Regions from separate parts of the Homo sapiens genome. Here region 1 is linked to region 2. A link is a contact called in ENCODE Hi-C data. All regions are on one chromosome and are shown on one strand. Each heading gives the region's core, a stretch centred on a gene start or an enhancer-like site at or near the end of the contact. The rest is flanking DNA. Distances are from core to core; before and after follow the strand shown.

Evidence for each region. Hi-C counts contacts between places; a loop is a spot of excess contacts on that map. Pooled maps may share reads with other maps.
Region 1: a map with no recorded cell type shows a loop between it and region 2 (2.9-fold over the local background). The contact joins the enhancer-like site here to the promoter of CHRNA7 in region 2. A Hi-C loop is called at or near these places in 1 of 37 single-sample maps with no recorded cell type and 1 of 50 pooled maps.

The regions. Positions count from the first base shown.
Region 1 is chr15:32,132,165-32,136,656 of GRCh38, reverse strand. The region is part of intron 4 of CHRNA7 (cholinergic receptor nicotinic alpha 7 subunit); the gene reads right to left. Among named protein-coding and RNA genes, the nearest start is that of CHRNA7, 100 kb to the right of the region's middle. RefSeq lists a silencer at 4,378-4,492. Within about 2 kb of position 1,525, at least 2 of the 41 ENCODE cell types and tissues checked have a DNase peak (open chromatin) inside an H3K27ac peak, as active enhancers do.
Region 2 is chr15:32,028,789-32,033,284 of GRCh38, reverse strand. It overlaps CHRNA7 (cholinergic receptor nicotinic alpha 7 subunit), which reads right to left and starts at 2,770. Exons shown (of 10, transcript NM_000746.6): 1 at 2,636-2,770; 2 at 2,248-2,387. The coding sequence starts at 2,690. LOC124903441 reads left to right here and starts at 2,689. Exons shown (of 3, transcript XM_047433397.1): 1 at 2,689-2,728; 2 at 2,897-3,428. The coding sequence starts at 2,689. RefSeq lists an enhancer at 2,146-2,711.

The DNA of each region.
Region 1 (4,492 bases), core at 276-2,775, 100 kb before region 2:
CACACTTTAACCTTGTATATTTCACTTAAAGCTGACGTCTCCATGGCCTTCCAGAGTCATATAAGTACACCTGAGGGTTTTACCTCCAAGCACTGTCCAAGTTACTATTTCATGCTATATTTTCCAGTATTTTAATTCCATCTTTTTTTTTTTTTTTTTGAGATGGAGTCTTGCTCTGTCACTCAGGTTCCAGGTTGGAGTGCAGTGGTGCTATCTCAGCTCACTGCAACCTCTGCCTCCTGGGTTCAAGCGATCCTCCTGCCTCACCCTCCCAAGTAGCTGGGACTACAGGCACATGCCACCACGCCCGGCTAATTTTTGTATTTTTAGTAGAGATGGGGTTTCACCATGTTGGCCAGGCTGGTCTCGAACTCCTGACCTCAGGTGATCTACTTGCCTTGGCCTCCCAAAGTGCTGGGACTACAGGCATGAGCCCCTGCGCCCTGTCCCACTTTGTTTTTAATACTCTCAAATTCATCATTATTATTTTATATAACCAAATCTGTTTACATGTACCTGAATCTTTGCCAATTGCTTCGCTCACTGCTTCTCATGCCTAGTTCCTAAACGTCTTCTGGTAGTTTTTTAAAATAGTAGCACAGCCCCTGCACGGTAAACTCCTTTAGTATATGTTTTCCCGAGAATGTCTTGATTTTGCCCATCAGGTAAAGAATGGTTTAGCTCAGGATAAAACTCTAGGTTGACAATTATTTCCTTTCATACTTAAAAGACGTTATTTTCGTTTATTTTTCTGGCTTCTACTGTTGCCTTTAAAAGGTCTGCAGTCAGTCTAATTGCCATCTCTTTGTTAGCAAGCTATCTATTTTTCTCTCATCGCTTCTAGGATCTTTTTTTGGCTTTGGACATTCCTGCAGCTTTTTTGCACAATATGTCTTGGGCTCATTTCCTATCACATATCTTTCCTCAGACTTTTATCTCCTGAAGCTGAGGATGTATGTTTTTCATCAATATTATTACATCCTCAGCTGTTCTTTTGGGACATGGCTTCTGTTGAAAAAAATCATTGTATTTCAATGGAAAACGATGTGTCCCCTACAGCACATAGATCTCACTTAGCAAGTCTCGCCCTGTTCACTGTCTGAGCTGCTTTGCCACTGTGCGCGGACCGTAAGCAGCTGATAGATGCGGAAGTTCTCAGTCGCCCAGTAGTGATTTAATTGGTAGTGCCTTGACTTCCTGCCCCTTTAGATAAACAAGTTCTGTGTCCATTTAGAATTCATCTCGAAATTCCTTTACTCTATATAAATTTGTACTAGTTTGACTTTCCCATTGAACTGAGAACATCTGCTTTGTTTCCTCATGTGATATGAGTCAAATAGATTCTTCAACATGCTCATTTTTATATCTGTATGTGAGCCATAACTTTACCTGTTTTCTGAAAATAATCTTTTAATATTTCTCCCACATGCAATTTATTATTGCCTTCTACTATTCTAGCCAGTGTGTATGGGAGCACCTATCCCCGGCATGAGAGGAAGCAGCCCTCCTTGTCAGGCACAGCCTCTCCTGGGGGGTGCAGGCTTCCAGACCTGCTTTCTGCATGACCTTGGCCACAGTGTGCTCCAGCTGTCATATCTGAAAATAATCACAGCGCTTTCCTCAGAAGGTTGTTAATATATGTAAAGCATTTGAAACAGGACCTGGTGCACAGAAGCACTACAGAAGTGTTGGATATTATTGCACGACCGTAAATCATTCTTTCCTACTTTCCATCTATTTAGCTTTCTATGATTCACGCAGGAAACTGCCTCTGCTCCTTCAACTGTGTCTCATCTGACATTCTATGCCTCCACTGTCTTTAATTTTGATGGCTATATTATTTCTCATCTCTCTTAATTTTACTTGATTCTTTTCAAAGTTGCTTTTTAAAGGGTTTCTCTCATTTGTGTTTTTAATTCTTACTTGAGTGTAATTATTTTCAAATCATTTGTCAGTTTCTATTGTCTTAAGTGTTTAAGAGTCCAAACCTGCCTTTTGCTATGTTTGTGAATGCTTGCTCAAAGTGAGATGTTTCTGTATGTGTTTTAATTTGAAGTTCATTTTTAGCTGATTTTTAAAAATTGAGTTTCCATATTATTTCTTATAGTGTTTCATTCCTCATACAGTTTTCATCTGTAATGTTTTCTTAAAAAAATTAATGAAGGCTAAATGGCACAAGAGCTTAAAAATATAGATGCAGGCCAGGTGTGGTGGCTCACGCCTGAATCCCAGGAGTTTGGGAGGCCGAGGAGGGCGGATCACCTGAGGTCAGGAGTTCAAGACCAGCCTGGCTAACATGGTGAAACCCCATCTCTACTAAAAACACAAAAATTAGCCGGGAATGGTGGTGGGCACCTGTAATCCCAGCTACTCAGGAGGTTAAGGCACAAGAATTGTTTGAACTTGGGAAGTGAAGGTTGCAGTGAGCCGAGATCCCGCCACTGTACTCTAGCCTGGGAGACAGAGCCAGACTCAGTCTCAGAAAAAAAAAAAACACACAAAAAAACCCACATGTAGTCACAGGGGTGGGACAGGATGGATGTGGAGGGAGGAGGACGCAGGAGAGAAAGGGGCAGAGCCCTTGGCTGCCCTCTCACAGCATTGCCTGCACACCTGGCCTCACACCTGGACACTTATCAGAGCATGGAATATTTGTCAGGCTGCAGAAAACCCATGTCTCAAACCCCAATCACCATCTGCAGAGCATGTTCATGGCACATGAACCTTGCTGACTGGACATACTGGAATGAATCCCCAACCTGTGTTGCTACCGTGTCTATGGAGATCCTGTGGACCTGGCCGGAGGGGGACTTCTCTCCAGGTGCCCTGCACTCCATTCTGCCAGGTGCCCAGAGCCTCACAGATCAGACCACTTTGCATGCCACTACAATTGGTGCTGGAATTTCCTGGGTTCTGCTGGACATATCAAACCAGCACCAGGAGGCACCCCTTCCCTCATCTGTTGTGAATTCCCATGGAAGACTCTGAGCCCTGACTGAGCACAGCCTAAAACAGTCATGCTTCTTTTTCATCGTCTTGCACTGGATGGTAGATTTTATTTTTTTCAATTCCAACTTCTCAGGGAGAATGCAGCATTTTGAAGGTCCTGGCCTTCTCAGTTCCAACCCACCTCGTACAGGGCAAGAGGGCAGAAGCACGAGTTTTACTCCCGCCTTCTTGGGTAATGACTTTTGCGACCCAGGATGGTTGACTGAACTCCCAGGGCCTCGTGTGGGAGAGAGCTGGGCTCCACGGGCCCCACCCTCCTGCCTGCTTATAGCTTGTAGCCTGGGCATTCCTTCTAACAGTTTTACGTAGCCTAGATAAATGGACGTGAAGGAGCTCATGAAATTTTTTAAAAAGTATGTCCATTTCTAAACTATGTGACCTGTTATGCCTTTTCTGGCTCCAGATGTATGAAACAAAAGAAAAAGGAAGCTAATTATCCCCAGCAGTGGAAGGAGAAGATGTTCTGACACTGGGATTACTATGCACACAAGGACTATTCATCATGGGTGGAAATTCATCCCTATGAGGAAAGGGTCACTTGGAGACACAAAGGTGAAGGGAACAACATTGCACCCTGCCAGCTCGTCCCCCAGTGACAATGCTGACTGGGCAAACAGCCAGCCTTGAGAGCCTCCTACACAATCGGATGCCCAAAGTCCACACCAGAGGTTCATTGAAAAATGATCAGGCTGATTTTTTAAAGAGCTTTTCCTTCAGATTGAGTGAAGAAATTGACCAACCTTAATCTGAATAAATATAAAGTCTAAATAAACTAAGCATATGCTTTCAGAAAAATGCCACTTGCTATGACAGCATAAATACAAGAAAAACGATAAGGAGGTAATACGGCTAAAAACGATAAGCAAGAGCTGACCAGGGTTAAATCAGGTCACAGGGGTAGAGCCCTATTCTGATAGGACTGGTGGCCTTATAGGAAGAGGGAAGCCAGCACGTGCCCCTCTCTCTCCCTCTCCCACTCCCTCTCTCTTTCTCTCTGCCATGTAAGGACACAATGAGAAGGAAGCCATAAACCAGAGAGAGTTCTCTTCAGGGAACCAAATCCAGACCCTTGATCTTGAACTTCTCAGCTCCCAGAATTGTGTGAAAATAAATTTCTATTATTTAAAGCCTCCCAGTCTATGGTATTTTGTTATGACAGGCTGACCTGAGTAATCATTATTACTCTTGCTAAATATGACTAAGAAGTCTTCACATAATCCATAAATAAACATAAGAAGGCTGTCAACAGTTCAGAGAAGAAGGCAGAAGGGATCACACCTTTGTGACAGGCAGAACGGCATGGTGCTGACATCCCTAGGTTTACTATTTATCTTACCTATTCCAAACTGGGTTCTGGAGAAGAATGCACCAAAAAAACCCCAACAGGTACAGACCAAAGAAGTCCTGAGGAAAGCTTGCCCTCTCTCGCCAAATGGTCAGGAGAGAAGCAGCCTGACAGCTGGACCGTGTCTAGCCAAGAGCG
Region 2 (4,496 bases), core at 1,521-4,020:
AATCCTCTCAAAACCCTCTGAAGCAGGTATTATTATTCTCATTTAACACATGAGAAAACAGAGCTTAGAAAGGTAAGTGAGTTTGTTCAAGGCCACTCCATGAACATAGCATTGCCTGGCTGGGAAGTTCAATGTGTTCACAGCCAATACCACGGCTAAGGTGAGAGATAAACTTTCTCCCGCCCCCTTCCCATGACCTCTGGCTGCTGACAGCCTTCTTCACATGCATTTCCTAAGGACACTGGAATGTCATTGACACAAAGTGCCAATGTGCTATTTTTGTAATTTTCTAACATGACAAAAGTTATTTTAAATGTTCATGTAGTATAACACTAACTTATGCCTAAACTTCTCCTAAGACTCAGAGCTCCTCATAATAACTTGGTTTCTTAAGAGTCTCTTAAAGAAGAAGTTCCCAGAAGAAAGCCTGCAGCTTCTCCGCGAGTGGTCTCTTCTCCAAAAGGTGCTGCCGCAGCCTTTGCAACCTCAGGAGCCTGTTCTACTGACTTCCTCCTGTTCCTCTACTGAGGGGCTACTACACCATCACCCCCATCCAGGCAATACAGGGTCACCCACTCCAAGAGAGACAGCTGTGGAGCAGACACAAACAGTGTGACAGCCTGGCTGGAGTTGACCCTGGACAAATGGGGGAAGAGGGGGCTACTGTCCCTTTCTCACCCTGTCACACACCACTTGCGGGGTGTGTTAGCTCTGCTGCCTGGTCCTTTTTCATGTGGTTTCTGCATGAAAATGACCATAATCACATATCTAGCTTTAAGGTCTCTTCAAGTTGTTTCCATATTCTTTAGTTGATCACAATGACTGACAGTGTGCATTTTATTAGCCGGAAAGCCAAGGCTCAAGATGCTTAAGAAACTTACCTAACAGCAGCCATCCAGAAACCAACACAGACAGAACCCACCGAAGATCCCAAGTACAAATCCTGAGCTCTTTAAAGCAACTGAGGAACTGCTCCATAAACAGCAACTTTTGCTGCTCTGCAACACATGAGACTGAACCTGCCTTCCCCTACAGCTCTTCTCATGATAACTTTTCCACATCATCACATATACATTCAATATTTTAAAGCATGATTCTGTCTGTAGGAGGAAGAACACATTTGAGGCGAGTGTAGCGTTGGAAAGGAGGCAATGTATGATGGCAATTTTAACTAGGTTAAGTGATATACCATTCATCAACATGATAGTGCGGGTAACTGTTTATTTGTAGGATTATGAAATATCACCTCTTACCTTTTTCCACTTTGCCAGGTAGCTCTTAGCACTATTTCTTTTTTAACCAGTAATTGTGGCTATTCTCTCACCTCTTTCCCATCATGCTCTCCCTCCCAATGAACATTATTATCCCTGTGCCCCACCCTGCCACACTCCAGGGTGCTCCACAATAGAATCCGATACTCCGTATAGACAAGACACCAAACCCACTTATAATGAATTAAACACTTGTGTGAAGTATTTGTATTGTATGGAGAATATACCATGAATATTGAATATCCAAAGCAGCATAGAGGAACAATAGGCAAGTTTACACAGATTGGCTAACTGAAGTGGGCACTAGCAAGGCTGCAAGGCAAGAGACCCACGGAACTGATGGCAGCTGCCTGGAGGGACAGACACATGTATTCCTGACGGGGAACCCTGAGTCCTCGGAGCAGGACTCCCAGTACCTGTCCTCACCAGGAAGGCAAAGCATGCCCATTCCTAAGATGGGGTCACAGTGAAAGTTCACAGCTGGCCCTCTTGCCCTCTGCCTGGATAGATTCGCCAGCTGCAAAGCTCAGGGCCAGGCCCCCACCAAAGAAGTTACATACCATAGGCGGCAGAAAAGTCTAGAAGTGGCTAAATTGACAATGCTGGAATGCAAGTCAACACTTACACCATAAGGGAGATTAAAAAGTGAACTTCACCTGTTCTTGCTACTGAGTCCCAGCTCAGGATGCTTGAGTTTCTAACCTGAGAGAAAGGTGGGACCCAAGTAACCATGCACAGGTGGCCAGGGTGATGGAATAAGCTTTACCAGGTCCCTCCTTGGCTGGAGGGGAAACCGAGAAATGAGACACTCAGGAGAGGGCAGGCTGGGGACAGACTCAGAGCATGGCCCTGCCTAGCTTGGGGCCAACTAGAGTGCCCCAGCCGAGCTCCACCGCCTGGCCGCCCGACGCTGTCTAAAAAGCCCCTCGGAGCCCAGGAAGGGGAGAGGGCAGCCCTGTAGCCAGGCGGGACTCACCACGTCCATGATCTGCAGGAGGCTCAGGGAGAAGTAGACGGTGAGTGGTTGCGAGTCATTGGCCACGGGCCTCTCCAAGGGATTGTAGTTCTTGACCAGCTCCTTGTAAAGCTTCCTCTGGAACTCGCCTTGCAGGGACACTTAAGGAGAGAAGACCCGGGCAGGGGGCTCAGGGCAGGCCGGCGGGGGTACCCCCGACTCCCTCCTGCCGGCGTCCCCCGCCGCCCACCCGGTGCAGCCCAGACAAGCAGCCCCCGCAGCGCCCCCGCTGCCCCTCCCCGGCGGCGGGGAGATCCCAAACCTGGCCCAGGCGCGGGGCGCACAGAGGCGCCCGGGATGTGCCCGGGATCCCACGGAGGAGTGGAGGGCGGGGAGGCAGTGGCTTTACCGTGCAGGAGCGACGCGGCCAGCGCCAGCCAGACGCCTCCCGGCGAGCAGCGCATGTTGAGTCCCGGAGCTGCAGCGAGCCGGCGCGCTCCACGTCTCGGCTGTCGCCCGGGCCTGCGCCTGCGGCCACAGAGGCACCTCGCCGCTCGGCTCGCGCGCCTTTAAGGAGCCGGGCGCGCGCCCCCGCCCCGCCCGCCCCCGCGCGCCTCTCCACGTGACGAGCCCCGCCCCCGCCCCCGTCCCCGCCCCCCCATCCCTCCAGCCCGGGCCAGCGTCTCGGCGGCCACCCAGGGAACTGCAGCCCGAGGTGTGAGCGGGAGGTACTCCCGGCGCTGGGTACGCTCCGGGCACCTCCACCCCCAGTCTCCACCGAGCGGGCTCTCGGCCTCGCGCCTCTGGCCAGGCCAGGGGCTGCCCAAGGCCAGGCTCTACCTCTCCCTTGCGTTCTTTGTCCCCACTCAGCCCGCTCCCGCTCTCAGCCAGAAGCTGCGCTGGGCACTCGGGAGAAAGCCGGGACAATTCTGGGGTCCAGTCTTCCCGGACTCCCTCCTCCACGCCAGCGACCGGGTGGCAGCTATAGGGAACCAGGCTTCGGAAGTCTTGCCAACCAGACAAAACAGACCCGAGGAAGCCCCCCTCCTCCCGCTTTCCGCGAGCCCCGGTTTGCTTTCCGCACCGTTTGCTGGGCGCCAGCAGCCAGACTCTCGGCTGGGATCTGAAGTGCTGGAGGCACCCTGTCGGGGAGGAGAGATGCCGCCAATGTGTGTGATGGGATTCCCAGTGGTTACCCTAATGTATGGCTCATTCTTTTTTAAAGGAGATTAAAAAAGATTGAAAAGTTAACTCCTAACTCTTTGCTGGAAGGACAGCCAGAACTTGGTGTTCTTATCTAGGCTCTTTTGAGCCAGCGCATTGGAAAGAGTAAATGAGGAGAGGCTCTGAGAGGTCCAGGGAGTGCGGAGAGTTCTTGATGTTGAAGAGGGGGCTTGATTTTGGAAAGAGGAAGGGAGGGAGGAAGGCGCCAAGGGGCGGCTTCCAGGGTGGCTGAAGCTCCATCCCATTTGCTCCCTTCTGCTGAGCACAGCAGCGCCCTGCGTCCGCGTAGGGGGCGCTGCCACCTTCTTTCCTGCAGCCCCCGGGCATCCGAGCTCCACCAGAGCAACTCCCGTGGACCACGCAGCGGCAATGCCTGGGTTTCTGAACTGCCGAAAACCACGGGATTCTTTTAAGACTCCAAGAACTAGGGAAAGGCTCACCAAAAGGTGACTGAGCTTGACTGTACCCCAGTAGCAGGAATGGGGGACTGAGCCCAACTATTTGATTTGGAAGAATAACGCAGTATATTGCCCTTGCCATGAAGTGTCTTAAATGTATTACTGTTAATGTACACATGTTTAAACAAAGGGTCAGCATAGGCTTTCATAACTGCGGTAAGAGCCTAGAAGAAGGATTAGCTGTTTTTGGAGAGTGGTTAATAGAAGAGGTGACAGCTGAACTGGATTCACCTCAAAGGATAGCAGTCATTCTGCCAGGAGAAAGGGACGCCAGGGGTCCCTGGAGAGCAGACAGGCGTGCCCTTAGCTTCATCTGGCTCTTGAGTCCCCCTACCACTTCTAGCAGTCCGGACATCACAGAGCAGGCACTTGATGAATTAATTATCTACAGGGGATTAGTTGTTGGTAAAGGGAGAATTAGAAGAAGGGAAATAAAACCCAGTAGCAGAATAGAGAAAGCCCATGAAGCATCAGTGAAAAGATTCTCAGTGGCACATCCCCTGCACTGGTCATGGGACTGTAACAACACTCTTCTACGAGCGCTGAAAGTACCTAAGAGCCCTGTCTTCCCTTCTAGAAGAGCATGAG